2 separate regions of the Homo sapiens genome follow, and region 1 is linked to region 2. A link is a contact called in ENCODE Hi-C or POLR2A ChIA-PET data. All regions are on one chromosome and are shown on one strand. Each heading gives the region's core, a stretch centred on a gene start or an enhancer-like site at or near the end of the contact. The rest is flanking DNA. Distances are from core to core; before and after follow the strand shown.

Region 1 (2,731 bases), core at 90-2,589, 44 kb after region 2:
CCACAGATGAATCAAACAGCATACAATAATAACTCAATATTTTTGAGGTATCGAAAGTTTGGAAATTTCTGCATATTTTTTATCTGCTTTTATTTGGATTATTCACCTGATTCTGAGTTGATTCCATAAAACTTCAAAACTGAGGAAGCAACGGACTCTCACGATGTGTCTGTTCAATAACATCTTACATCTTCCAGGAAGAACTTAGGGCTTTGAATCAGGGAGCAGAGATAGATGGAGGAAAGGAGATCCTACTGAAAAATGTGTTCAGCTAGCTTCTGGTCCTATTTTGGCCACTGCAGTTTGGTCTTTCAAAAGTTACTTCAAAGTGGGAGCTGAATGATGAGAACACACGGACACAATGGGGGAACAACACACACTGGGGCCTGTTGGAGGGGGAGGGAGAGCATTAGGAACAATAGCTAATGGCTGCTGGGCTCAATACCCGGGTGATGGGGTGATCTGTGCAGCAAACCACCATGGCATACGTTTACCTATGTAACAAACCTGCGCATCCTGCACATGTACCACGAACTTAAAATACATGGTGAAGATATAAATAAATAATAAAATAAAACTTCTCAAACTAAACAAAAAGAGTTACTTCACTTCTTTGGGTATCGGGTGCCTTCTCTTTCAAATAAGGTGTTGATTTATGTGGTCTTGAGAAATCTTTGTTGCTCTGATCTTAAGTTTCTTTTTATAATATTAGAATCATAGTTTACCTACATTACAGGGCTTTTATGAAGATTAAATCGAGCATCGTGGGTAGTGTTTTTTCAGCCCCTGTGACTAAGTAGGTTATAAATGGTCCTCAGTCATCATCATCATAAATGATTCAAGGCCTGAATGGCAGAAGAAGAAGAGGAAAACTCAAGTGAAAAGTGCTAGACATAGAACACAGCTTACCTAATAAAACATGCTACTGGCTAACTAAGCTGGGGTGGCTTTCTGCCCCCTCTACTTAAATTTAAGAAAGAAAAACAGAAACGTCTCTGCATCTGCCACTGCATACCCTCTCAGAGCACAGACCAACTTTGCCCTTCCTTAAAAGTCCCAGGGTTTACCTACCAACTTTTAGGAAATAAATAACCAGCCTCAAAGCTTGGCAAAGAGGGCATCAGTATCAGCTCTAGAGGTTTGCTCCGATTTATATCTCCTCCTCCAGTAAAGTCTTCTGCTCCCACTCCCAGCCAACCCCGCTCAACGCCCACCCCTCACTGTGGCACTGGACGCGCGGGGGATGCGGGGTTGTTCCCAGAGTAGCCGCTAAGGGGAGCCGGACGCTAGACCGCCCTCCCGCGTTCCCATGACAACGACACCGGCGGGCGCGTAGCCTGGAGAGCGAAGTGCCGGCTACAGCAGGTGTCGGATTGCAGTGCGCTCGCTGAGGCTCCGGACCTTGGAGCGTCTAGAGTCTGGCTACTGTTCCTCCGCCTCCCTCTCGGGCAGCTCCCTAAGCCGGCTGGGACGCGCAGAGTGAAAATGGTCCACCATTCAGGCTCCATTCAGTCCTTTAAACAGCAAAAAGGTCAGTTGGAATCTTGCTCCCCTCTCCCTGCGGGCGTCACTTCCCCCCTGCATGCCCTTGCAGTTGTGTAGGAGCATCCTTTGCAGGCTTATGCGACACAGAGGTGGGGAACTCTGTGAAGTTAAAAAAAAAAAAAAAATTAAATTCCTCTTCACTCTGCATCCTAGATGAGTGATTTTCTGAGCCTCCGCACAGTGCCTGGGAGTATCGGAATTCGTCATTTCAGGACTTGACTTAATGTATATCTCTGTGAAGACTGTTTCAATGCACTGCAGTAAACCCGCTTAGTAGGGATTGTCCGAATAGCTCAGTAGAGCTCTGAGGGGTGAGGACAGAAATGTTCAACAATATCTGCCGTCTTCTGTGGTTCAAATGTTGAGTAATCTTCACAAAAGTGTGTCTACTCCTTGAGACGCATTTACACAATCATAAGATAAATGAATTCTTGGGGGAGTTCCAGAGTTGGCCTGTTGCAGTTAAAGGGGCTCTGTCACTTCCTTGGGAAAATTTATTGTTTGCCCATGTCCCATGCTTGATTCTGGGTTTCAAGTTCTTGAGGTTAGGTTTCTCTTCTAGGGGCTTCGTATTATGTCTTTTAGTTTCTCCCTCAAGTTTCTTGCTGGGCATAGTGACAAGAATCTGTATGTTCAAGTTATCCTCACTCTTTGATCTTTGTTTCTTATTTGGTTTAAAAGGCTTTTTACAGAGCATTTTTATTTTGAGGCACATTCACAGTTTTTGGAGTTTTATTATCCAGAAGCATTAATTAACACAATTGCCACTTTGCTGAATTAATAATGGTAATTATGATACAGTTAACCATAGAGTGCCTTAGATGTGTGAATTCTGGAATGCTGAATTTGTTCATTCAAAGTAAATATTTACTTAAATATTCTCATCCCCACCCTCCAGATATTATTTGTATTTCTTTCATCAACAGTTGTTTTTATGTAGCTCTTTGACTTTTTTTTTTTTTTTGAGGTGGAGTCTCGCTCTGTTGCCCAGGCTGGAGTGCAGTGGCGCGATCTCGGCTCACTGCAAGCTCTGCATCCCAGGTTCATGCCATTATCCTGCCTCAGCCTCCTGAGTAGCTGGGACTACAGGCGCCCGCCACCAAGCCCAGCTAATTTTTTTGTGTTTTTAGTAGAGACGGGGTTTCACCGTATTAGCCAGGATGGCCTCCATCTCCTGACCTCGTGA
Region 2 (2,839 bases), core at 254-2,753:
TAATGTATGACCAATTGTATAATAATTGCACAGTAATTTTATAATCCATTTCCCAAACTTTCATGTGATATGAATTGCCTTGGGATCTTGTTAAAATACAAGTTAAGATTCAGTAGGTCTGGGGCAAAGCCTGAGTGTCTGCATCTCTAACACTCTCCCAGAAGATGGCGATATGGATGCTGACACACCACTCAGTAATTGGCAATGCGGGTGGGCTTTGGTCTCCATACAAGATAGACACAAAGCTCCTCAAATGCAGGGGTTCTTTCTGTTCATTTGCTGATCGTTATTGTTACTGGATGGTACAGAAGCTCTTGGAATGTTAAAACAAACAGGGCTTAGCTCCAAACTATCTTTTTAGAGTCGTTAGCTTTGCACCAGAACCTTCTAAAGACTCTCTGCTTAATGTGTTTTCTTTATTGAACTCTGGGCCAACAGACATTCAGATTTTTGCAGGAAGGAGTTTATAAACTTAACAAAGTGTTATAAATCAATGGAAGCACAAGATTTTGCCTTTACATTACCTGCCCAATTATTGTGTCACTAGTTATTGTCAGTACAATTAGGTTCATGGATATTTGACATGCTTTTCTACCAAGTCAGAAACTGTGGGGCAGGAGAAAGCCGAATTGATAGAGTGACTAATATATTCTGTTAGACTAGACTATCTGCACCACCAGAGCAGAGCCCGGTCTGTCCTGAACATTATTGTATGTTCCTAGCACAATATTTAATACACAATTAATAAATATGCTATGAGCTTTGAATCCTGTATTTAACTTCGTCCTTCGAATAATGATGACTAACATGTATTGAATGCTTACCATGTGCCAAGCAGTGGTCTAAGTACCTTACATCTGTTTATTGATTCATTTACTATTTACAACAACCCAGTAAAGCAGATGACAATATCCATTTTAGAGATACAGGAAGTGAAGCACAGAGAGGTCGAGTGATTTATCCAAGGTCACACAGTCATTAAGCAATAGAAACAGACATTAAATCCAGGCACTCTGGTTCCAGAGTCTGTGATCTTCACCAGTATCCTGTTAATGTTCATAACAAAAATATATGATAAGTACTGTTATAATGTCACTCATTTACAGGTGAGGAAACAAAGGCACAGAGACTCTAAGCAACTTACCCAAAGTCACATAGTTAATAATCGGTGAAACCAGGATTTAAACCCAGGAAGATTCAAATCCAGATTATAAATCCAGAGCCTTTGTTCTTAACCACTAATTTATAGTTTCTCAACTAGCCTATTAGTTAGAAACCACTTACTAGGTGTGAAAAGAGCCCTGAAAAAATGTAAGTGCCATAATCAAATATCAAACTGGAATTAATGGCAGAGGATGAGTTGAAACTCACATTTATTTTCTTTAAATTCTAAGTTCCTCTTCTCTTGGCTTTTGAAACCAATGGAGAACTTTGTCAAATAATAGAAAATGCTTACCTCCAAAGAGCCTCATGAGAATCTTCTGTCAATTTAATTTCTCTTCTACATTCTTCTCCAGATATACTATGCGTTGTTCACACTGTAGAGGGTAGACTAATGTCAAAAAATTAATCAAATGATTCTGAAAGGCACATAATAACACTCCTTCCTCTGGAAAATCAGAATGTCTGCTAGACCAGGAGGCTAAGTGAGGAAGCAGGGTAGAGTGGAGAGGCATAAGAGAAGGGTGGCTGGCGACGCTGACTTCACCTGTGACAGGCCAGTGAATTTAGAGGTGGAATCATCAGCCTGCTTTTAATTACTTGCTTTTAAGATAAAGAAGTGGAAGTTTATGATGGAGGTATCAATTGTCACTGACATTTGACAGACTGGTTGTTCAGAAAAACACAGATAGAGTCCATGTCAGCTGGCAGTAACAGTGGGATTTTCCTTGTTGTTGTTGTTTTAAGTTCTAAAAACCAACATATAGGACAAATTATAAATCTGGACTCTTAAATTGTCAGCTTTCTGTGAGTGGGTAGGAAAGGGATTCCTTCCTTTGTTTTTCTGACCTTCCCAGAAGAGCTTTCCATTTTAGCTTCAATGATAATGAACACAAACTGGGGTTAATAAATAGGTATACTTCCGGTGGCCTCTACACTCCTTCCAATTTCAGATCCATTTCACTGGCCATTATGTGTCTGGAGCAATAGGGAAAGAAAACACCTAAGCAAACCATTTTCTTCTTTTGATCTGTACCATGCCTGAGAAAGCAGCAAGATAGGAAAGGAAGTGAGAGGAATATTACTTTGCCACCTGAATACACGAAATTAGTCAACACTGGCATTTTTAAATTGAAGAAATTAAATGGTGCCATGGATCTAATATGCCATACCTATTTGCCTGCAAATGTCCCTCTGGGAAGCTACAATAGGTGGATAAAGTACAATATCCAGATTTCAAATTTATTACAACTTAGCACAATCTTTGGTTTTCTGGTAGATTTCAGTCGTTTAATAATAAAGTTTCTGGATAATGGATTTCAGTGTGACTTTACTCTATTTAATATTACATTCATTCAACAACTATGGAGTGCCTACTGTCAAGCAATGGCCTAGGCCTTAGGAATATGGAGGTAAACCATACATATCAGGTCTCCTTTTATAGATTTTACTTTCTTCACATTTTATCTCTTAATATAAATTGGCATCAATAGAGATTTATCTGTGTGGGATTTATAATGACAGGCAAAAAAAAAGTAGCAGGAAACAGATAAACCTTGAAATCAGCAGACTTGGATTTATGTCCTGGGAACACCAGACATTTGCTCTGTTTTATTAAGCAACTAACTTCATTTTTTCAACTGAGCATACTCAGTAATAAAAATGGGATAATAATACT

The links. Hi-C counts contacts between places; a loop is a spot of excess contacts on that map. ChIA-PET counts read pairs that join two places held with the same protein, here RNA polymerase II (POLR2A). Pooled maps may share reads with other maps.
Region 1: a loop to region 2 is called in a pooled map, with 2.1 times the contacts of the local background. The contact joins the promoter of ANO3 here to the promoter of ANO3-AS1 in region 2. A Hi-C loop is called at or near these places in 1 of 50 pooled maps. POLR2A ChIA-PET finds 5 or more read pairs at or near these places in 3 of 52 experiments (GM10248, GM12878 and H1).

The regions. Positions count from the first base shown.
Region 1 is chr11:26,330,791-26,333,521 of GRCh38, forward strand. It overlaps ANO3 (anoctamin 3), which reads left to right and starts at 1,340. Exons shown (of 27, transcript NM_031418.4): 1 at 1,340-1,531. The coding sequence starts at 1,486. LOC105376598 (a long non-coding RNA gene) reads right to left here and starts at 1,184. Exons shown (of 3, transcript XR_931138.3): 1 at 1,072-1,184; 2 at 730-845.
Region 2 is chr11:26,286,504-26,289,342 of GRCh38, forward strand. ANO3-AS1 (ANO3 antisense RNA 1) reads right to left here and starts at 1,504. Exons shown (of 3, transcript NR_132968.1): 1 at 1,457-1,504; 2 at 825-1,046. It also overlaps a transcript of ANO3 not described here.